Linked DNA regions of Mus musculus: all the other regions are linked to region 1. Evidence: chromatin loops called from intact Hi-C (ENCODE). Cell type or tissue: heart. All regions are shown on one strand.

The links. Peaks named below come from ENCODE experiments on the same cell type or tissue, not always from the same donor. Only the 100,000 strongest peaks of a DNase experiment are listed, where the experiment ranks them.
Region 2: it touches region 1 in a loop (2.2-fold over the local background); 9 of 42 quality-filtered maps call a loop at or near these places.
Region 3: a loop joins it to region 1, with 10 times the contacts of the local background. A loop is called at or near these places in 2 of 42 quality-filtered maps.

What each region holds. Positions count from the first base shown.
Region 1 is chr7:16,290,012-16,298,011 of GRCm38, reverse strand. No RefSeq gene overlaps it. Among named protein-coding and RNA genes, the nearest start is that of Ccdc9, 7.2 kb to the right of the region's middle. In heart, CTCF peaks have their summits at 1,067 and 3,080 (motif pointing left); DNase peaks (open chromatin) are centred at 1,041, 2,431 and 2,971; H3K4me3 peaks cover 2,595 bases; H3K27ac peaks cover 3,258 bases.
Region 2 is chr7:16,458,761-16,466,760 of GRCm38, reverse strand. It overlaps Npas1 (neuronal PAS domain protein 1), which reads left to right. Exons shown (of 12, transcript NM_008718.2): 4 at 1,327-1,400; 5 at 1,565-1,654; 6 at 3,345-3,513; 7 at 4,496-4,611; 8 at 4,823-4,980; 9 at 5,325-5,431; 10 at 5,808-5,955; 11 at 7,481-7,575. Among named protein-coding and RNA genes, the nearest start is that of Tmem160, 10 kb to the right of the region's middle. In heart, CTCF peaks have their summits at 3,341 (motif pointing right) and 4,257; DNase peaks (open chromatin) are centred at 1,383 and 3,340; H3K27me3 peaks cover 3,814 bases.
Region 3 is chr7:16,422,618-16,430,617 of GRCm38, reverse strand. Zc3h4 (zinc finger CCCH-type containing 4) reads right to left here. Exons shown (of 14, transcript NM_198631.2): 8 at 6,660-6,770; 9 at 5,252-5,363; 10 at 4,798-4,907; 11 at 1,269-1,627; 12 at 708-1,087. Among named protein-coding and RNA genes, the nearest start is that of Zc3h4, 25 kb to the right of the region's middle. In heart, a CTCF peak has its summit at 4,242 (motif pointing right); DNase peaks (open chromatin) are centred at 4,297 and 6,687.

The DNA of each region.
Region 1 (8,000 bases):
TCCATGTGGTCACATGCCCATCCTTGAGGCACAGACCTGTACTCTTTTCTCTCCTGTAAGCACTTGTTCCCCGGGGTACAGCTTGGTGATCTCCCAGAACCAAGGGGAACCTGACATTGCATTTATTGTGTCCTCCTTAGCACTCAATCTATCCCAGGCCTCAGTCAGAGAGAACGGATCAAGCCCTTAGCATGAATGTGGGGAGCACCTGGGGGGTGCTTCATACTTTAGGACTGAGTAGATAAGGGGATTCATGCCTGTAACACCCAGGAGGGTGAGGCAGGAGGATTGCCAAGAGTTCCAGGTTGGACTGGGCTGCAGAGTGAGAGCCTGTTTTCATAAAAACACAAGCAAGCAGAGCCCAGTTATACATGTCTGTATTCATTCCCAGCTACTTGAAAAGCTGAGGCAGGAGAATAGAAAATTTATGGTTTATGTGTGTATGGACTTCAGAGTAACTTCAAGGCCAGCCTGGGTGATTTAGTGACAGTTCTGTCCTTAGGGGGTAACTGTCTAAAAGTTAAAAAAAAAAAAAAAATTAAAAAATAGTGTGGATGTTGCTCAGTGAAGGATTCCTAGCCTAAGTGTGGGTGAGGCTCTAGGCTGCATCCCCAGCACTGCAAACAAACAAACAAACCCAACACCAAACACAAAGCAGCAAGTGAGCATTAACAAAAAGACCTCAAGCCTAAAAGATCCAGAAGTCTGCTACCACCGATCCAGGGCTGGAAGCCCCCAGTCTCCGGGGACACTGATACGCACTCTTAAGTCACTTTAGAGAGGCCCAGATTCCTTAGTCCCCACCCCAGGGACATCGAAGGCGCCGAGCCTTCAGCTCCAGACCCCAGCTCTAGTCCTCGGCGGAGCTCAGGTGCGGCCCGCCCCTTCCCTGGTACCTGGGGGGGAGGGGGCGGAGACTAGGATTACTCAGCCTCCAGAATGAGGCGATGACATCATCCTGGGGGGGGTGACTAATGGCCGCACGAGGGGGAGGCGGGGAAGTTTACCCGGTAACAGCGGCAGCCGCTTGGCCCCGCCCCCAGGAAGTGCAGGAAGGGGGAGGAACTGCACCCAAATACACAAACACAAGTCCTCCCTGCATCCCTCCCCCCAGCATCCCACGTGCACTTAGCTTCCATGGACCAGAGCAGGAATGATATGTGTGTTTATATGAGTGACAATTTCCTCTAGGCGTGTGGCCAGAGTGTTAGGGAGTTGTTCTATGAAAGTGATCGTGTCAGGGGGCTAGTGTGTCAGTGTGATGGTCCCTGTCAGCACGCTAAGTATGGTGATATGTGCGTGTCAGGCTGTTGCAACAAATAGTTGAGTCCTTGGGCTATTATAAGAGTCCTTGGGATGCTTTTCTGTGAAAAGTGTGCAGATATAAGCAGTAGGCTGGCATGTGTCAATGCTATGGCTCCTGTGTGGGGTTATTTGTGTGACACTGGGATTGTGTCACAGCCATGGAGGTGTGTGTGGATGTGTTGTATTTCTGTACTGATGTCAGTGTGTCTCTCTGATGGTGTCTGCCACGCCAAGCACCAGTAGTACTGTGTGCATATCATAGTAATGGGTGTGTTTACATGCCCCACACTGCCACCAAGCATACACATTATCTATACAATGCCATGTGTCATTGTGAGTATGTCACTGTGGTTGTGTCTGAAGATTGGGTTGCCTGTCCCTGGGACTGTGCACACATCAGTGACATTATGCTGATTATAAATCTCCCTCGAGTGTGGTTGTGAAGTGTGTGTGTGGGCTTATGGTTGTGCCACTGTCACTTGTGACAAGGCCATTGTGTGTCAGTGTAGTGGTATGTGTGAACTGTGCATTGCTTTACTGACTTCAAAAAGATGTGTAGTGCTTCCCGGGGCTGTGTGTGTCTGTGTCTTGGGATTGTGTATGCCTCTAGGTGTGTGTGTGTGTGTGCGTGTGTGTGAGTGCCTGTGTGTGTGTGTGTGTGTGTATGTTAGTGGGTCTATGTATGTTTGTGTATATATTCATCTATGGTGTGCATGTATACATATACATGTGTATATGCGTGTGCATAGGTATATGTGTGTGCACATGTAAGTTTATATGCGTGTATATGTGTGAACATTTGTGCATATGTGTGAATATTTGTGTATATCTGTGCTGTGTGTACACGTGTGTGAATGTGTTTCTGTATGCGAATGCAGATAAGGGTGCATGCGTGTGTATGAATGTGCGTACATGTGGGTGTGGGACGGTCTCCGTGTGTGTGTTGCCGTGTAGAAGAACTCCGCGTGTCCGCGGGACAGTGGTGGCGCGCGCCACCGGGCCTGTGTCAGCGGCTTCCTGGGTGTGGGAAGGTGCGCGTGTCTCCAGGCCTCCTGCCCGAGAACAGCTGCGCCGCTCTCTGATTGGCTGCAGCCTCGCCAGTCAGAAGCTCCGGAATCCTGCGGTAATTTGGTAACTTGGTAACTGGCCCGCGCCGCCGCGGGGCTGGGGGGCTGGGCGGGCCCACGACGCGCCCCATCCCGCAGGGCTGGTCCCTACGGTCCCCACCGCGCCCATAGCCTGTCCTGCCTCAGCATCCTTGCCACTTGCTTGGTTCCTGTTGCCGGGGTCTCTTCCTTTTATTGTCTCTCGTGTCCCACCTCTCTTCCATCTGTTTTGACTTGAACCTGCTTTCTGTCTCTCCAACGTCCGCCTCAATTTCTGTCTTTGTCGCTCACAAAAGTCTTTCTCATTCATGTCTCTCCTTTCCTTCCTCCCCACCTCTCTTTCTCTCCATCCCACCGCTAGGCTCCGAATTCACTTTCTTTTTTATTTTGCAAGAAACACCCACTTTGTCCTCGACCCTCCCCTCAGGCCCAGGGTTCTGGCAGCAGGCCCCATACAAGGCAGACTTCAGGAAGGACTTCCCGCCCTGGTTCCAAACCAGAGCGTTATCGCTCGGGCCAGGCGGAGGCCGGGCCGCCCCGTGGCTTCCGGAGGCGCCCGGGCGGGATGAGCTCACTGCAAGTTGGCTAGGATTTCATCAGCTTCCTCTGCCTGAGTTGCCCCCGCGCTGGTCCTGCGCCGCCAATCCATCGTGCGCTTGCTGCCCCCTAACGGCCAAAGATGAAAGCGCAGGGTTCTCAGACCACGCAGAGGAACCTGAAGTTCTCACAGCAACTCCAGGACTTAGACCTGGTTCTGCAGTTCTGGAGCTCGAACCCAGGGCCACTGAGATGAACTACGGACCCTGAATTGACTGTGTATATGGTTGAGGGTTTCTGTGTATGTGTGTGTGCGCGCGCTTTTGCAAATGTATTCAGGACTTCACACATCCTAAGTTCTTATACATTTAATTATATCCCCAGCCCATTAAAAACTTAAAAAAAAAAAAATTGTGTGTAAGGGCTGGAGAGATTGCTCAGTGGTTAAGAGCTCTGGCTTATCTTTCAGAGTTGTTGTCCCAGGATCCACAAGGCGGGCTTCATTTTAAACTCCAGTCCTATGGTATCTGATGCCCCTTTCTGGCTGCTGTCGGCACTGCACACATGGTATATATTGTAGGGAAAAATATTGCACAGACAGAAAATAATAAATGCTCTTAAAAAAAAAAAAGGTGGTTCATGCCTTTGTCCCAGCACTAGGGAGGCAGAAGCAGGTGGATCTCTGAGTTCGAGGCCAGCCTGGTCTACAGAGTGAGTTCCAGGACAGCCAGGGTTACACAGAGAAACCCTGTCTCATCAAGAAAAACCTAAATAAATAAATAAATAAATAAATAAATAAATAAATAAATGTGTGTATCTATGTCTCTGTGCATATGACCAGGAGATGGGGTTACATTCCCTGGGGTTGGAGTTACAGGCCATAGTGAGCTGCTCGTTGTAGGTGGTGGGAGCCAAATTCTCAGGTCCCAACCCAGGAGCCATTCCTCCAGCCCATTCTCAGCTTATTTGTACTTTTTTGTTTACTGGCAGGGTCTTTTTTTGTTTTTGTTTTTGTTTTTTCGAGACAGCATTTCTCTGTATAGCCCTGGCAGTCCTGGCACTCACTCTGTAGACCAGGCTGGCCTCGAACTCAGAAATCCACCTGCCTCTGCCTCCCAAGTGCTGGGATTAAAGGCTTGCGCCACCTCGCCCGGCTTCAGGGTCTTCTTCTTAAGCTGCCTTTGAGCTCACTCAGTATCGCCTGCTTGCCGTGTGGGACTGAGCAACTGCTAGATCCTTGTACTTCCATTCACAGCTACTACTGACCATTGTTGGGAATTGGACTGCAGACTGTAAGTCATCAATAAACTCCTTTACTATGTAGAGACTATCCATAAGTTCTGTGACTCTAGAGAACCCTGACTAAACAGAAGTTGGTACCAGGAGTGGGGGTATTGCTGTGATAGGCCTGACCATGCTTTTATTTGAAAGAATGTGGATTTTGGGACTTTGGATTTGGAAAGCAGTGGAATGCTTTAAATGTGGCTTAATGGGTCATCCTAGTAGGAATATGGAGTAATTTGAACTGTGTTTAAACTGTGTTGGCCTAAGAGATTTCAAAAGAGAAGAATTTCAGTATGTGGCATAAAGAGTGTTTTTGTGGTATTTTGGTGAAGAATGTGGCTACTTTTTGCCCTTGTCTGAAAAGACTGCTTGAGGCTAAAGTGAAGAGACTTGGACTAATTGCATTAATTGCATTGACAAAGGAAGTTTCAAAAATGCCCAGCAGAGACTTTGTTCTCTGGTTAAGTCTTATGAAGAGAAATTTGAACAAGCATAACAAGCATAGAAAGGAAAAATATAAAATATATGGTTGGAGTATTAAAGGCATACCAAGAAGTGAAATGGAGCAAAATCCTGTGTTCTAGGAGAAATGTTGTTTTTTTTTTTTTTTTTTTTCTAAGACTTGCCTTGGTCATGGTGTCTGTTCACAGCAGTAAAGCCCTAACTAATACACTGACCTTGAAGTTTCAATCCTCTTGCCTCAGCTTCTCCAGTTTCTCGGACCCCAGTACTACCTTGCCCCGATCTGCTCTGTTTTTGTTTTTGTTTTTCAAGACAGGGTTTCTCTGTATAGCCCTGGCTGTTCTGGAACTCACTCTGTAGACCAGGCTGGCCTCGAACTCAGAAATCCACCTGCCTCTGCCTCCTGAGTGCTGGGATTAAAGGCGTGTGCCACCACTGCCCGGCTGACTTTTTTTTTTTTTTAAAGATTTATTTATTATTATATGTAAGTACACTGTAGCTGTCTTCAGACACACCAGAAGAGGGAGTCAGATCTTGTTATGGATGGTTGTGAGCCACCATGTGGTTGCAGGGATTTGAACTCTGGACCTTCGGAAGAGCAGTCGGGTGCTCTTACCCACTGAGCCATCTCACCAGCCCTGACTTTTTATATATAACTTTCAACCATGCCTTTAAATTTGGTATAAGTTCCAGGCTCCAGGAAGTCTGCTTGGATCTGCTGTAGGTCATTTTACTGTCAAATAAACGATCCAGAAATTTGTGTGTTTGGAAGCAATAATGATGGTGCATACCTATTGAGAACCTATAGTTTGCTTTACCTTTAATTTGTATCTATCCATTTATTTATTGAGACAGGGTCTCACTATGTAGCCCTGGCTGGCCTGGAACACTCTGGGTTAAAAAGACTGGCCTCAAACTCACAGAAGTCTGCCTGCCTCTGCTTCACCAGTGTTGGCATTATAGGTGTTTGCTACTACACCCTGCCTATGTGCTCTTTGCAGCAAACTTACAGATTGTTTACTGCAAAACATGTGTGGCTAATAAAAACATTGCATATTTCAGATACTTAAATGAGAAAAAGGTGAATATTCTTGACATAAAGAAATGATAAGGGGGCTGGTGAGATGGCTCAGTGAGTAAGAGCACCCGACTGCTCTTCCAAAGGTCCAGAGTTCAAATCCCAGCAACCACATGGTGGCTCACAACCATCCGTAACGAGATCTGACGCCCTCTTCTGGTGTGTCTGAAAACAGCTACAGTGTACTTACTTACATATAATAAATAAATAAAATCTTTAAAAAAAAAAAAAAAAAAGAAATGATAAAAGCCGGGCATGGTGGCACACGCCTTTAATCCCAGCACTCAGGAGGCAGAGGCAGGCGGATTTCTGAGTTAGAGGCCAACCTGGTCTACAAAGTGAGTTCCAGGACAGCCAGGGCTATACAAAGGGCTGAGATGGCTCAGTGGGTAAGAGCACCCGACTGCTTTTCCATGGTGGCTCACAACCACCTGTAATGAAACCTGACTCCCTCTTTTGGAGTGTCTGAAGACAGCTACAGTGTACATTACATGTAATAAATAAATAAATAAATAAATAAATCTTGGGGGGAAAAAGGGGGGGCTGCAGAGATGGCTCAGTGGTTAAAAGCACTGACTGCTCTTCCGAAGGTCCTGAGTTCAAATCCCAGCAACCACATGGTGGCTCACAACCATCTGTAATGAGATCTGACGCCCTCTTCAGGTGCATCTGAAGACAGCTACAGTGTACTTAGATATAATAATAAATAAATCTTTTTTTTTTTTTTTAAAGAAAGAAATGATAAATGTAGCCAGGTGACTGTGGCACATGCCTTTAGTCCCAGCACTCCAGAGGCGGAGGCATGTGAATCTTCAAGCTCAAGGCCAGCCTGTCTACAGAGTGTGTTCCAGGACAGCCAGGGGCTACATCGAGAAACCCTGTATCAAAAACCAAAACCAAACCAAAACAGAACAAAACAAAAGAGAAACAAGTGTTTCAGGTGAGGGAGACTATGTCAGTTCCTGGGATCTGATCATTGCACATTTTTTATATGTATCAAAATATTACACAGTTATGTGTCAACTAAAATAAAAAATGAAACAAGCTGGGTCGTGGTGTTGCATGCCTTTAATTCCCAGCACTTGGAAGGCAGAGGCAGGCAGATTTCTGAGTTCGAGGCCAGCCTGGTCTATAGAGTGAGTTCCAGGACACCCAAGGCTACACAGAGAAATCCTGTCTCGAACCCCCCCCCCCCAAAAAAAAACCCAAACCAAACCAAAACAAATCTGTAGGCTGGGCATGATGGCTCTTACCTGCTATCCTGGCACTCAGCAGGCAGAGGCAGATGGATTTCTATGCTTTGAGAACACCCTGGTCTACAATACAGAGTTCCAGACCAGCCAGGGCTACACTGTAAGACTCTATCTTAGAAAATAAACATTCTTCCCCCCACCACCCCCCCGCAAAAAAAAACCAAACAAACAAAAAAAAACCCCTCAAAACAAAACAGGTAGGCAAGGTGGCTCTGGCTAGGTGGGTACAGGAGCCTCCTGCCAAGTCTTTTCTTTTCTTTTTTTTTTTTTTAAAGATTTATTTATTATTTTTATGTAAGTACACTGTAGCTGACTTCAGACACACCAGAAGAGGGCGGCAGATCTCATTCTGGGTGGTTGTGAGCCACTATGTGGTTGCTGGGATTTGAACTCAGGATCTTGGGAAGAGCAGTCAGTGCTCTTAACCACTGAGCCATCTCTCCAGTCCCCTCTCTACAGTCTTTATGGGTTTCTCCCTGGATCCCACATGGTAGGAGAGAACAAACTTCTGTAGGTTGTCCTCTGGTCACCACGTGCGCCACAGCGTGTGTGCTCCCCCCCCCCCCCCATTAAAGAAATGAAAAAATGGGCATGGGCAGAGTAGTTTACATCTGTAATCCCAGCACTCGGGAGACAGAGACAGGAGAATCATCTGGAATTTGAAGACAGCTTAGACACATAGGAAGAGCCTATCTCAAAAAACTAAAGTGTGCAGATTGGTTCAGTGGATAAGAGTGCTATACTGGGCTGGAGAGATTGCTCAGTGGTTAAGAGCACTGACTGCTGTTCCAAAGGTCCTGAGTTCAATTCCAGCATCCACATGGTAGCTCACAGCCATCGGTAAAGGGGTCTTCTGGTATGTCTGAAGACAGCTACAGTGTACTTATATACATAAAATAAACAAATCTTTTATTTATTTATTTATTTTTTAATTAGGTATTTTCCTCATTTACATTTCCAATACTATCCAAAAAG
Region 2 (8,000 bases), 170 kb before region 1:
GTTCTTCCGCAAGAGGGCGTGCTCTTAACCACTTAGCCAGTTCTCCACACCTCCCCCATCCCGGCTTTTAGACAGGGTCTCGCTCTGTGCCCTGACTGGTCTGGATCTTGCTGTACACACAAGGCTGTTTTAAAGTATCCAAACCAGCACCATTTACTGCATAGTCCCAAAGGAGTCCTGCAGCCATGAAGCAGCCCAATGCTGCCAAGCACAGACCTGCTTTCTGCTCCCATCGACTTGCCAGTTTTAGACATTTCATAGGCGTGGGGTCACTGTGGCCTTTTTGTGCCTGTCTGCTTTTATAATATTTCATCACAAATCAAGGCTTCAATTCCTCTTCATCTTGGATCTACCGCATTTTGTATTGGTTCTCGGAGGCTGGACGTTGGGGAATTTTTCTTGGCTCTGTGTAATGCTGTTCTCTCCGTGTGCATACAGCACTCCTCACAGTACCTATCTTAAGGTTGTTGGGTTATAAAGGGATTGCCAGAGGCTCACGTCATAGCTCTCTTTTCACTTATTGAAGAATCACCGAGCTGTTGTCTTCAGCTGCTATCTTAATGTGCAGTCCACCCTGCAGTGCAAACTTCTCTAGCTACTCTCATAATTTTGTATTTCTTTGGATTTTGTTACTGTCTTTCAGTGCAGAGGATTGAACCCAGAGCCTATGAATACTAGACAAGCACTCTACCACAGAGCCACTCACTGGAGAATTCTAGGCAGGGGCTCTACCACTGAGCCACGCCCCCAGCCCCTCACTGGGAGATTCATCGCAGGTGTTCCTCCACTGAGCCAAGGCCTTAGCATCATACTGGGAGATTCTAGGCAGATGCTTCATCACTGATCTATGTTGCCAGCCCTCATTTTAACTTTTGAGATAGGAACTCATTTGTTATGTACCCCAGGCAAGCCTTTAGTCATTGATTCTCCTACCTTGCCTGCCAAGTAGTTGGAGTTACGGGCCTTCACCACCAGGTCAGCCTCAGCCTTGGGCTATTCATTGGACCGGGCTTCGGTGCCCAGTGAGGACAGTCTGCGCTGTTCCCGTCACTAGCACTGCCTGTACTGTATAGGACCTGTGAACAGAAGTACTCAAGAACTTTTTGGTTTTGGTGTGAAAAAGAATGAGGGAGTGGACAAATTCCTCTTTCCAATGTCTGTCACTCAGTCTTGGTCTCTCTGTCCCCTAGGGAACAACCATCCTGTGAACTGGTTCTCTATGGTGGCTGGCTGGGAGTTTAAGACTGACTGGGCCCCTAAGGGCTGCCCAGAGCAGTGAGTCAGACCAAGGGTCCCTGACTGTCCTCCTCCTCCTTCTGTCCCCAGCCCCAGGCCGCCGAGGCCCTGTGGCTCTGGTCTCTGAAGTCTTCGAGCAACACCTAGGTGGACACATCCTACAGGTGAGCGCCTCCCTTCCTAGCCTGCTGCTTTGTGCTGCCACCTGGTGGTAGCATCTGGGAATAGCACTATTTTTCCTGCATCAGTTCCCTGTGGAGAACTGGACAGGACTAAGGGTACCCAGGTTGTTCCCTTCCTACACCCGCTCCGTTTGTCTCAACTCTAGTCCTTGGATGGCTTCGTGTTCGCTTTGAACCAGGAAGGGAAATTTCTCTACATCTCAGAGACAGTGTCCATCTACCTGGGTCTCTCACAGGTAAGTCTTCCCTGCAGTAGGCAGCTATCTTTACCGCCTGACCTATGCATGCCCTTACTCTCTTCTGGTATCACTAAGCACAACGTGAAAAACAGACAACCTTCCTTGGAACCCCACAAAGCAGCCCGACATATGCTGGAGGACTCAAGCAGGACCACAAGTTCAAAGCCAGCCAAGGAGACTTAGCAAGACCTCATTTCAAAATTAAAAACCTCATCTAGAGATGTAGTTCTACAGCGATGTGTGCTCACCTAGAATCCTCCAGGGAAGGGCTGAGCTCAGTGAGGGTGTGAATCAGCGGTATGCCACTTGTGTACCATTCTGGAGGTCCTGGGACTCCAATCCATTGTGTCTGGGGCAGGATTGTAGCTTGGTTCATAGAATGCTTGCCTGGTGTTCACAAAGCCCTGGGTTCCTTACATAAACTGGGCATGGCGGTGAGGTATAAACCTTACATTAAACTCCATCACTGGAGAGGTGGAGGCAGGAGGACCAGAAGTTTCAGGCCAGCCTAGGCTATCTGAGACTGTCTCAAAAACTAACACTTCCCCAAAGGAGGGGACTTGAATGTGTAGGTGACAAAGTAGGGTGGATAAGGTGGTTGTGTGGGTGGGGTGGGGGATGAGGGTGAGGACCACAGGGGGGATAAAGGTTAGAGGGAGACAGGTCACCCACTTCAAGCAGAGGGACAGTAGAAGAAGGCACGGTGGGTTTCTGAGTAAGAATTGCCATAGTTGGATATGCAGCTTCCAGGAGAGTTTTAAATGGGGCTTGAAGGTCAGAGGCTCCCTGTGAAATCAGAGCATGATCAGAACAGAAAGCTAGAGGCTGTACTGAAGGGGCCTGGCATGGGATCCATGTGAGATCTGAGAGGCCAGTCTCCAAGGCCCTAACTCATTAAAGAGCTGACAACTGCCGGGCTTGATTTCCAGCACTTGGGAGGCCGAGTCAGGAGGATCACCACAAGTCTGAGGCCAGCCTGAGCTACCTAGCAAACCTCTGTCTAAAAAAAGAAAAAAAGAAAAAAACAAAAAAACAAAAACAAAAAGGGCCAGATGTTGCAGCACATGCCTTTAGTCCAGAATTTCAGGAGGTACAGGCAGGCAGATTAATAAGTTTGAAGCCAGAGCTATAAAAGTGAGACCCTGGGCTGGAGCGATGGCTCAGTGGTTAAGAGCAGGTGCTCTTCCGAAGGTCCTGAGTTCAAATCCACATGGTGGCTCACAACCATCCATAATGAAATCTGACGCCCTCTTCTGGGGTGTCTGAAGACAGCTAGAATGTACTTACCTATAATAAATAAATAAATAAATAAATAAATAAATAAATCTTTAAAAAAAATAATAAATACATCTTAAAAGAAAAAGTGAGGCCGGGTGTGGTAGCGCACGCCTTTAATCTCAGCACTTGGGAGGGTTCGAGGACAACCTGGTCTACAAAGTGAGTTCCAGGACAGCCAGGGCTACAGAGAAACCCTGTCTCGAACACCTCCCCCCCCCAAAAAAAAAGTGAGACCCTGCCTCAAACAAAAAAAGCCCCTCCCTCCTTAATTCAAAAAAGCAGGAAACACCTAAGAAAAACACAAGCCAGTTGTGAAGTGCACTTGAAGGTTGGGCGAGCAGACCTAAGCTAAACCCAGCCTCAGCTTTGGCGCTCACGCGGCTCCTGCATTCCTCTCCATCACCGGCAGGTGGAGCTGACGGGCAGCAGCGTCTTCGACTACATCCATCCTGGGGACCACTCGGAGGTCCTAGAGCAACTTGGATTGCGGGCTGCAAGCATCGGTCCCCCTACACCACCTTCCGTGTCCTCCTCTTCCTCATCGTCTTCCTCCTCGCTGGTGGACACCCCTGAGATTGGTAATTTCCAGGAATCCCATCCTTGCCAGTGAATGAAGCCTGAGGGTAGATCCTGGTTTTTGTGTTTAACATGCTACAAAACAAGGTTTTGTAAAACAAACAAACACAACAACAACAACCCAAACCAAAGCAACAACAACACAAAACAAAAAACCCACAATGAGTCAAGCCAACTTAAGGCACTAGGGTGTCTAAACTTGCCTGGTTCCCCAGAGTGGCCAAAATACACCAACATTTGAGCTGCTACAAGGAAGTAGGAATAAGACTGAGAATTTTTTTTTTTTTTTTTTACATTCCACTGTGCCTTTAAATTTTCATTGGGCCCTAACTTCAAACCCACAAGCCATGAGGGATGGCCCCCAACTCCAGGCACAGCACAGAGAGATCAAGTTACTTGCCCCAAGTCACCCAGCTGTTCCATATTTTTAGTTGTGTGTGTGTATGTGGTGTGTGTTTAACTTTCAGGATACAGTTCTTTTGTTGATTGTTTGGGGTTTTTTGTTTTGTTTTGTTTTTTAGTGTTTGTTTGTTTGAGACAGGGTTTCTCTGTATAGCCCTGGCTGTCCTAGAGCTCACTCTGTAGACCAGGTTGGCTTTGAACTCCTCCTGCCTCTGCCTCTGTGTGCTGAGGTAAAGGCATGTGCCACCACGGCCCAGCTTCCTTTCTTTTATACTTCTAGTCTGTGGTAGGGGACCTGACTGTCACAACAGTTCTAGCCTGCCCTCTGTGGTCACAGGTGGCTACTCCAGCCTGGGTCAGACTGATGCCAGCGGATGCCTGGGGGGCAGAACAGAGCTTCTGAGCAGGAAAGAGGGGCTCATCTGACCTTGGACCTGGCTGTCCCACAAGGGGAGATTACTTTATCAGTGTACCTGTGCGACCATTAGATGCATCTGAGTGTCTGGAGCAGCCACAGTGAGGCTGGTTCTGAGTTGACGGGGTTCTGGAAAACTATGACAGCGCCCTCTTGTTCTGCCTCAGAAGCCAGCCCCACCGAGGCATCGCCTGCCTTCCGAGCCCAAGAGCGGTCCTTCTTTGTCCGCATGAAGTCCACCCTCACCAAGAGGGGCCTGAATGTCAAAGCCTCGGGGTACAAGGTGGGTATGAACTGTCTCTTTCCCCCTGTGTGCCAGCTATATCCCGGGATACAAGGTACTGAGAACAGAAACTGGGAGACACTCAAAGCCTTCCCAGGGCCAAGGGATCTGTGGGTATCAGGTGGAACTGGGTGAAGCTTTGACTTGGCTGTGGTCCTCCTGCCTCAGCAGTCCCACCTGGCACCTCCCCAGCCACCCCCACCTTCCACAGGTCATTCATGTGACAGGGCGCCTGAGGGCCCGAGCCCTGGGTCTTGTAGCCCTTGGACACACGCTGCCCCCAGCCCCACTGGCTGAGCTGCCTTTGCACGGACACATGATTGTCTTCCGCCTCAGCCTGGGCCTCACCATCCTTGCTTGTGAGAGCAGGTACCAGGGTAGGGGCGGGAGGGAAGGTGGGTCCAAAAGGACCTGGGGATATGTGGGGACCAGTCAATCCTGGGCCTTTCAGTCAGGGGCCGTGGGGAGTTGGGAGGAGAGAGGACAAGGGAGAAGGCAAAGGTGCCTGGGAGACGTGAGGGTGGCCCTGGCTCCCTTACAAGGCTTGCCCATTTCTTTTTCGGGCCCCCTTTTCTTCACCTATGCCCATTTTACAGAATGAAACTGAGGTACTGCAAGGGTGTGGATCCTGGGGAACCCTGAAGCCAGCTCTGCTGTCTCCTGTCACCCAATGTCTCCCCACTCCTTTTCCCTTTCTTTCCTGTGTCCTCCAGAGTTAGCGACCATATGGACATGGGGCCCTCAGAGCTTGTGGGACGCAGCTGCTACCAGTTTGTTCATGGACAGGATGCAACCAGGATCCGCCAAAGCCATCTGGACCGTGAGGCACACTTCTGTACCCTCTCCCCATCCTCCTACCACCACAAAAACACGAATGACCCTGCTTCCCTGTTCCCTGGAAGTCCTTCTTCAGGGCTAACCAGAGTCTCTGGTTGCACTGCAGCTTCTGGGGGCTGTTCGGAACAGAAAAGCAACAAAGAGGCTGAGCAGTGGCTGGGGGTGGGGGATGAGGGTCAGTAAGCCGGGTAAGAGGGGTCTCTGACCGATGCTGGGGTGCCTCTGGGTCTCTGACTACCTCTGTGCCTTTCTCTCTCTTTCTCGATTCTCCCCACTCTCGCTGCCTCTGCCTGTCTCCTGCTCACCTGCCTTGACCCTCCCCACCCCTCTGGGCTCTCTGCTCCCCTGGGATGGACCAGTGCTGGACAAAGGGCAGGTGGTGACTGGTTACTACCGTTGGCTGCAGCGTGCGGGGGGCTTCGTGTGGCTGCAGTCTGTAGCCACTGTGGCCGGGAACGGGAAGAGCACTGGGGAGCATCACGTGCTGTGGGTCAGTCACGTGCTCAGGTGAGAGGTGGCCCATTGCCATCCCAGCATCTCCAGCAGCTGCTCCCCATCCCAGCCAGGGCCCTTAAGGGAGGGCTGGCTCTGTAGACACAAAGGGGAAAGAACCTAGGAGGCCTAGGTATGGAATGGCCTCACTTGGTGGACACGGAGAGGAATCAGTGTTGGGAGGAGACACATCTGTGACGTAGGCAGGGCAGGAACGCTCGTGTGGTGTGCCTCCGGCTGAAGGTGTGAATTGGACTCGTTCGTGTGGTGTGCCTCCGGCTGAAGGTGTGAATTGGACTCCAGGGCACTGGGGAGCCACAGCAGACTCTATACAGGGAGAGTGGTGCAAAACATACACGCGTTGTGAGCAGAGGGCACAGAACGGATGAGCCTCAGGTCTACAGCCTGAGAAGCCCAGGGAAGAGCAGAGCGATTGGGGCTGGAGCACAGAGTTGGGGGCAGGGGAGGCTGTAAATGGCAGCAGGATATTTTATCTCGTGGTCACTGGAGAACTATTGAAGGCTTTATGTCTGGAGGGGATCACAATTCTGCACTTTTGGAAATATTTTTCTTTCTGCTGAGAGTTGACTGGGAACTAAAAGGGACTGGAGAACAAGGGGAGGCTGCGGCATGGTTTAAGAGATGAACGGGGAGAAGAGAGAAGAGGGGTGCCATTTGCCCTTTGCTGAGCTGATTTGATTTGGACCCTAGAAGGGAGCAGGTGATTTAGATAGGAGAGACACAGATAACCATGGCATGCTTAGAGGATGTCCAGGTAACACGAGGTGGCTGACAGTGGCTCAGGTTTGCCACAGCAGGGAGAACTCAGATGAGAATATATTTGGAACTGGGTCTGGTCCTCTTTGTCCCAACCAGTGGAAAGACTGAGGCAGGAGGCCACCTTGGGAAACCCAGGGAGTGTCTGTCTCAATCAGGAATGCTCAGTGGTAGAGCCCCTGCCTAGAATCCCCCAGTGAGGGGCTGGGGGCGTGGCTCAGTGGTGTAGCCCCTGCCTAGAATCCCCCAGTGAGGGGCTGGGGGCGTGGCTCAGTGGTGTAGCCCCTGCCTAGAATCCCCCAGTGAGGGGCTGGGGGCTTGGCTCAGTGGTGTAGCCCCTGCCTAGAATCCCCCAGTGAGGGGCTGGGGGCGTGGCTCAGTGGTAGAACCCCTGCCTAGAATCCCCCAGTGAGGGGCTGGGGGCGTGGCTCAGTGGTAGAACCCCTGCCTAGAATCCCCCAGTGAGGGGCTGGGGGCGTGGCTCAGTGGTAGAGCCCCTGCCTAGAATCCCCCAGTGAGGGGCTGGGGGCGTGGCTCAGTGGTAGAGCACATAGGAGGCTCTTGGGTTTAATTCAAAGTGTGTGTGTGTGTGTGTGTGTGTGTGTGTGTGTGTGTGTGTGTGTGTATCCAACTAGGAGTTTATAGGTCTGATAGAAAGTTTTTAATGCTGCGGGGTAGTATCCACAAGTTCCATACTGGAAAATGTCTGTACTCACTGCTGTCCCAAGACCCCTGGTTTTCAGTTCCATCATCTTGTCCCCAGCAATGCTGAAGGTAGTCAAACACCCCTGGATGCCTTCCAGCTTCCAGCTATTGTGTCTCAGGAGGAGCCATCCAGGCCAGGCCCAGAGCCCACAGGTAAACTAACCTATTCCAATCTCTACCCCCAGGAAAGACTGAGATGTAGAGCCCTGCAGTGGGACTACCCATTGTGAAAGCCACTCAACACCTGTGGCTGTTTACATTAACAGCTGGAGTTAACTGTCCTTCGGGCTGGGAAGATGACTCAGTGGGTAAACTGCTTGCCAGGAAAGCTTAAGGACTTGGGTGTACCCCTCATAAAGAAAAGCCAGGTGTGACACACACATCTGTAATCCCAGTGTCGGGGAGGTGGAGACAGGAGGAGTCCCGAGGCTGAATTGGCAAGTTCCATGTTGATTTAGAGACTCTGTCTCAAAATGTAAAGTGGAACCAGGCAGTGGTGGCACACACCTTTAGTCCCAGCACTTGGGAGGCAGAGGCAGGAGGATTTCTGTGACTTCGAGGTTAGCCTGGTCTACAGA
Region 3 (8,000 bases), 130 kb before region 1:
CTCTGCTTTCCTCAGCCAAGCTGGCCAGTGGTGTTACCTGGCCGCCTTCTCAGAGATGCTTCAGACGACTGTTCCTGCTACGGCTGTGACTGTATCCCTCCACTCTACACCGTCTTATGCTATTTTCTAACAATGGCTAATGCCAAAATGAGCCATCTGACCTCTGTCTGGTTCCCTCTACTAAAATGCAACTATAGCAAGGACAGAGACCACACACACTCTTTGAGCTTTGGCCTGGGGCAGGTCCCTCCTCCTTTCTGATTTTCCCACAGTCAGCCACAGCAGCTATTCTTGACTATACTGGACACTAAGGTTGCTCACATCACAGGACAGAGGCAAGAACCTGTCCAGCCGATGGTGTCATACAAGCACAGTTATTGAGCCCACCTCTACCCAGAAGAAGGACCTTGTCTAGGGCACCTGCCTTCCTCCTGACTGATCCCAGGCACCATAAGCACAGCTTCCTAAGGTATTTCTGCCTTGCTCATAATTGATGCTAAGACCTGAGTACTGTTTCCCTCACTGACAACAAACACAAGAGTCCTTCGGCTCCCACAAGGCAAAGGGTCCCATAATACTTAAAACACCTATAGAATGGGAATGGGACTGGAATGCTGCTGTAAGACTGGACAAGGAAGAAAAGCCACTTCTGATCTCCATCCCACTTTGGTGAGCCCAGCTCTACAGCCTAGCTGTTGCCTACATACCTGCATCTCCAACAAGACCAGGCTCCATTTCCATGCCCTCTTGCTGCGGGTAGAAGTTCTCATAGAAGTTCTGGGCTGGCGGGATAGGAGGCATCATTCCAGAATGTGGGGAGTCTCCAGGACCATAGGGCATCATTGGGGGGCCACCAGGACCCATGGGAGGGCCAGGGTTCATGCCAGGACCCATTGGCATGTCAGGATGCATGTCAGGGTGCATGTCGGGGTGCATGTCGGGGTGCATGTCAGGGTGCATGTCGGGGTGCATGTCTGGGTGCATGTCAGGGTGCATGTCAGGATGCATGGGTCCCCCCATTGGCCCTGGGGGTCCCATGTTGGGGCCAGGACCCATTGGCCCCGAGGGTCCACCAGGTCCAGGGAACCTAGAAGAGGAAATGGTACTTGTGATGAAGCTGCTAAGGAAAGGCAGCAGCTCCCAACCAGTAAACCTGCAGTGTTCACTTGGAGCCTGAGGCCCGGAGTCCAAATGGCGTCTGACAGCCTCATCAAGGGCAGAGCCCTGCCAGGCCAATGCTCCTGTGCTTCTGTGGACAATATACTCACCTCACGCCCAGCTTCTCAGCTAGCTGCCCCGTGGGCCGCACCACAATCTCAAACAAAGAGGGGATCTTCTTGTTGTACATGTCCTGCTGTAACTGTTGTGGAGACAGTGGCTCATGTGTTGGCAGGGACATCTGAGGAGGTCCAGGAGGTGGTGGAGGAGGTGGTGGTGGTGGAGGAGGGCCACCTTGCATGGGCCTGCCATTAGGAGAGGTGGGGGCTGGAGGCCCAGGGGGCCGTGGAGGAGTAGGCAGGAGCCCTACACCAGGAGGTGGCTTGGGCAAAGGGTTGATGCCCTGCTTCTTCAGCTCCTCTACCTCCTTCTCGTCCTCAGCGCCTGCTTCTGCATCATCAGCCAACATCTGTGGGAACCAAAGAAGTCACATCAGAAGGCTCCACCAAGTCAGACTGAAAAACTTCGGGCACACACCTGCCAAGGGCCTTAGAATGCAGAGCCTAGGACCTAAATTCATCTTCTTCATCACCCTGGGCACAGTGTACACAATTGTAATCTTAGCATTAGGGATGAAGAGGCAAGAAGATCAAGTTTAAAGGCAGCCTTCCTCACCACCACGGTTCCCATTTACAGTGTCTATAGATGACCTGAGACAGATTTGTCCAACAAGGCTTCAGAACACATTGGTAGCGCACTTCTCTCTACCAGCATCAAGTGTGAAAGCCCGGGCAATACCCTTAACAATCTGAAACAGCTACCAGAGAGGACAAGCCTGAGGCTCAACACTAGCAGGCATTGCTGGGTAACAAACCGGATGAAAGCAGTCTTCCTGGCACCCTTAGGGATGTCTTCTAACATGGACAGCTCTACAGCTGGCCTTCCCTATGTGTAAAGCCTTTTACAACACAGACCCTGCAGCCAACAGGCTGACGAGTCTGTTCCTAACCTGGTCTTCTAATCTGTGAGCCCAATGACATGAACATGGCAAACACACATGAGAAAATGACCAGAGGATAGGACATAAACTACCTATCAGCTATTTCAACACAGATGGAGAGAATTGTCCTTACAAACCCTGGTAGCCTTTCCATACATGGCCTCCCTCCTAGCAAGACCACTGCTTGTTGAACATTTCGACTGCTAGGGCTGAGCTGTGTCGCCAAACCTTTCATTAGAGCTGATGCTAGAATCCAAAGGTCTATTATCTAGGTAAAAATGAGAGTCATCACCAGGTATGGTGGCACATATCTTTAATACCAGCACTCTAGAGGGATAGGCATGCTAATTCTATGGATATAAGGTTAGCCTGGTCTACATACTGAGTTCTAGAACAGCCAGGGCTACAGAGAGAATTTGTCTAAAGAAAAAAAAAGTGCCGCTTGCCACTTGCATACACAAATAAGGTAGCTGTCACTAATTCTAAGCTTTGCCCAAACAAGAAATATACAAATGTACTTTAACCAATGACTGTGAGTGATCAACAAACCTAACCATCAGCTGAGGAATTCAACCTTGCAGACAACTGCATTGAACTGCAGAGACACACAGTGCTGTAAGCAGATCAAGAGTGCCCTACGGCATGCAAAAGTCACCCCCCCCCCCCCCCACACACCTGCTTTACTCTGTAGTTCTACTTAGAAGACACTTGTCCTCTCCAGTCAGTGAGGGGTACAGGCTCTCCCACAGAGTTACCACCTGTTCCCCATCCCTATGATACCCTGAAAAAGCAAACTATAGGGACATAAACCATATGGGCAGTTATTAATGGAAGGGAGGAGAGACTTATAGAAAAAGAGAGGGCTTTCAACGGTTGGATAAACTGTGTGTGTGTGTGTGTAATGTCTATATTGTATAGAGCAGACACAAATCTACATGTTGGTCAATACCCACAGATCTGCTGGGCAAAACCTGGTGGTCCATGCTTGTAATCTCAGAACTTGGGAGCTTCATGGGTTCTTCAGGGAAGGATCATGGGTTCAAGAATGACTGTAGATATGTAGTGAATTCAAGGGCCAACCTGGACTACTCAAGACTATTCCAAACAAAAACAGCCAGTCTACGTCAGAGCAGCTGAAGCCCTGCCGCACAAGGGAGAAAACAGGCGCCTTTCCCTGGGGTGAGGGCTATCCCCCGACAGACTTGGAGGTTTACATTTTGTACTTCAGCATAAACTTGACACCTAAGCATCTCTACAGCCATCCAGGTAACCATCATGGCTCAGGTCATGCCATTTAGCCGAGTTGGCGGTTTGTAAAGAACTCAACTGTGCTGGTGAGAAGATACAACCAAAGCCAACAGAAGAGACTTCCAGGAGACTGCCAAGGTAACAGCAGTAGGACCTGTGATTCTGCATCAGAGCTTCTTTGTGATGCGGATTCCTGTTAGTGACATTACTGTGCTGGCTGAGAACACTCTCAGCGTGGGAACTATGTGCAAACGAGGAGGTAAGCAGCTCACAAAGTAAGCAGGTCTCAACACTTTGTGTTTTTCTTTTTCTCCTTTCTGTTTCTACATTAAAATTCAAAATTTCAAAACACTTTTTCCATTAAAAAAAAAAAATCTTTGCTCAACATGGTGGTGCACACCTTTAATCCTAGTGCTCAGGAGGCAGAGACAGGCGGATCTCTGAGTAAGAGGCCAGCCTGGTCTACAGAGCGAGTTCCAGGACAGAGAAACCCTGCAAATGTATGACAAGAGGAGGCAGGAGGAATCAAAAGGTCAGCATGGGCCACAAAGCAAAACTGTCAAAACAAAACAAAACAAAAGAAAAAAAGGGGGGTGGGTGGGCTAATGCAAATTTAAATAACAGAGAAAACACTAGTACACACCTCTAATCCCCACACTCATCCCGGTCTACGTGTGAGCTCTAGGTCACCCAGGACTACATAGAGACCATGTCTTTATTAAAATATACATAGATATGTAAAACAATCCTCCTCCCAACCAAACTTTAAAAAATAAAACAAAACTACAAGAAAAACTAAACTGACCAAGGGGTCAGGCCTGGGCTCCTGCTCCTGAGTGTGAACACTGAGCCTCCAGCAGGGGGCGGCCTCTAATCAGACACTGCTGGTCCTTCCACAGGCCAGTGGTTACACTCTAAAGGGACCGGATGCTGACCATCAGCTCTCAGCCTGATAGGCTCACAAAAGGAATGGCAAAAGGAAGCATCCCCACTAACTGTACCAATCTGGGGAAGAAAAACAGACACTAGGATGAGTGTCAAATGGCACCAGGTTTGTGAGCTCCTGGTCCCACTCCCTTCTTCTCTACATGAGTCCCTGTGACTGCAGAGACACTGGCATTTCCAGTCTCGGGGCATCTCAGTCTCTCTACACAACACAACACCATAAGGTGACAATCCTTTCATTCCACTGTCCCCTAGGGAATCCAGTGCAGCTGCCTCAGGTCTGCTGTTAAAGCAGCGTGACCCTTGCCCCGCGTCTCCTGTAGGAAGATGTATGTATGTACAGATGGATGTAACTTGCAACAGACTCTGATCTTGCAAAGGTTGTCTGTGCCGACAGAGTGGCGTCAGGCTCCTGTGGACTTTGCCCGTGCCACCTCAAGCATTACCTTATCTAGGAGCTCTCGTGTCTCTTCTGTCAGCGGGTCATGGGAGAACATGCAGTCGTCACCATTGATGCAGTTCCCAGTGGTGTGGTATAATTTACACGGAAAGTCACGTTCATGACTAATTAAGGTAAACATTTCTTCTCAGAACCCACCCCAAAGAATTAAATAACCCCCTTCGTTTTGGAGGTGAGGTGACAGTTAGGGTTGTGCACTGGCTGCCAGTGGCTGTTCTCAACACTGCTTTAACTCCAGAGCAAGTTCTGGTCCACAGAGCTGGACTTGGAAAGGGTCCTAAGACTCTCTACAGAGAAAGGGACTAAAGGACGTGGGTTTCCTCAGGTGAAGCTGTGAACAGCTCAGAGAGAGGATAAAAGAGGCAGAAGGAAAGCTGAATGGTAAGGCCCCAGGAGCAGCAACACAAGACAGACACAGCAGACAAGACGGCAAAGGATATCATGCATGTAGGGGCAGTTCTCAGCACGAGCACAGAACCCCGTGATGTAAAATTTGCACAACTCTCGCTTCTTCGGTAGCTCAATGTCGTGGCTAAAATTGCAGTGGTCTCCCTGGAAAAAGAGAAGACGAAGTGAGTTCTGATTCACTTGTGTCTGCAGTGGGACCACAGACAAGAACATGTCCCCTTGGGAAAATGTAGTCTCCCAAATCCAGGCCCTGCTCCCTAGCCTGTGCCTTCTGCTCAGGCTCAACTTTTCACTCCTGTGTTTTCCTGATGCATCTCTGTCCTTCCTTTCACACCTACTCTGTCCCACACTATTTGCTGTCTGGCAATAAAAACTCATCACATAAGCAAGCTCTACATTCTGTCCTTCCTACTGAACCTTGGCTTTGAGGAAGACGCCTGCCTAAAACAATACCCCATTTTCCAACTTCTCTTGTTCTCTCCACAAAACAGGCAAAAGCTTCTGGGCGAGCGACGTCCTGAACTGAGACAGACAAGACCCAAAGCCAGGAACCTGATACGCCGCACATCAGGCTGGCCTCAAAGGCCAGTGACCTGCCTGCCTCAGAATCCCAGAGCTGGGATTAGAGGCCTGCGCCACCACTGCCTGGCATCCTCCTAGTCCATGGATATAAAGTTCAAAAGCGCAGCAGTCATTATACAAGTACAGTCCATGGTGACAAATGCCACAGATTTAAGAAAGGCGTGGAAAGGAAGAGTCTAGGTCTCCAGGGAAACACTGAGCACTGCAGAAGCCTTGATTCCTGATCTGAATGACAAACAAGTATGTGTTGAAACCAGTACAGTCAAGACTGAGGACAAGCATGGTGGTGGCTGCTGCACACACCTTTAATCCCAGCACTCTTGGGGGAGGCAGAGGCAGGCAGATCTCTAAGTTTCAGAGCAGCCAAGACTACACAGAGAAACTAAGAGTAGTAAGGACTATTTTACATATTTCATATATTAGTCTATAGGTTTAAATACCTACTTCCTGACTTCCAAGGGAGCAGTAACTCTCAGACATCTATGCCACCTGCCTGCTGCCTTTGTATCACTATCACTAAATGGTCACACGTATCTCTTGCACAATGTCCAAGGCTGATTCTGTCCGGAGTCTTTAATAATCCCTTTCCAATCCTCAAGCTCAACAACGTAATGGGAACAGAGTAAGCCCTGAGGACTCACTTGAAACTCTAGAGACTAGACAAAAATTTCTACCAGAAAGCACCCCTACACCTCAGACTGTCTACACAGCTTGTTCTGGCTCTTCTACCGTAAGCAGAAATCCGAGTACTCTAGGCTGCCCAGAGGTCTCCTGGCTGCAAGGTGCCAAGGGCCGCTATCACACAGTCCTTCCCATTCCCAACAGTGTGGGTCACATGTCCTCAGGCGGTACACTTACCCAAGTGCATCGTCCCTCCACAAAGTATTTGCAGATGACTTTGCCTTTCTTGTCAGACTGCTGGTGGGGCTTGTCATGATCACTCCGCCGGTAGCTTCCGCCACCACCGTCCTGTGAGTAATGCAGAAGAGGATGGGAGTGCATCAAGTATAGAGAGAACAGGACAGGTGCAGACAGCTCCTGTCACACCACATGCAATACAGTACCCAGATGGGAAAAACTCTGGCACCTGAGCTGGGCAGGAATGCACCCCTCCTAGAGAGAATAGCCAAGACTTTTCTGGAAACTCTCCTGAACAATCCTGCACCATGTTAACCTTCCCATTTTAGAAACTCAAGATGGGGGCTGGTGAGATGGCTCAGTGGGTAAGAGTATCCGACTGCTCTTCCGAAGGTCCGAAGTTCAAATCCCAGCAACCACATGGTGGCTCACAACCATCTGTAACGAGATCTGACTCCCTCTTCTGGAGTGTCTGAAGACAGCTACAGTGTACTTACATATAATAAATAAATTAATTAATTAAAAAAAAAAAAAAGAAAGAAACTCAAGATGGCTGCAGGTATTGTTTCAGATAGAGGGCTGTACAAAAGGGCATCACCCTGAGAAACTGCTGAATACTGATCAGCCCATGGGTAAGAGGTTGATTGGGACAGGGGACAGGATCAGCCTTCACAGAAGAGCTCATTAGAAAACAAAGAGCCAGGGTGGTGGTGGCACATGTCTTTAGTCCCAGCACTCAGGAGGCAGAGGCAGGCTGATCTGTGTTTCTAAGGGCAGAGTGAGTTCTAGGACAGCCAAGGCTACACAGAGGACACTCTGCCTCAAAAAAACAAAACAAACAAACAAAAAACCCACAAATGAATGAATGGACGAATGAATGATGGTAAGATAAAATAAAGGAAACAACAACAAATCTCAAAGTTGCCTTGATCAAAGCCTCAGATGACAGGGCCTGGAGAGATTGATCACTAGTTAAGACTGGTTAACAATTTGAGGTTCAGTGGCTCTCTGAATTCAAGGCCAGCTTGATCTACAAAGTGAGTTCCAGGATAGCCATGGCTACACAGAGAAACCCTGTCTCGAAAAAGACTTAAAAAAAAAAAAAAAAAGGAAGGGAAGGAGGGAGGAAGGGAGGGGAAGGGAAGGGAAGAAGAAAAAAGAAAAGAAAGGAGATAAAAGAAAAAAGATAAAAGAAAAAGGAGAAAGAGAATGAGAAAGAACTGGCTGCTCTTCCAGAGGACCCAGGTTAAATTTCAACCCCTCACATGGTCATTCACAACTGTTTATAACTCCAGTCTCAGGGATCCAATGCCTGTGGGTACCAGGCACATACTTGGTGCA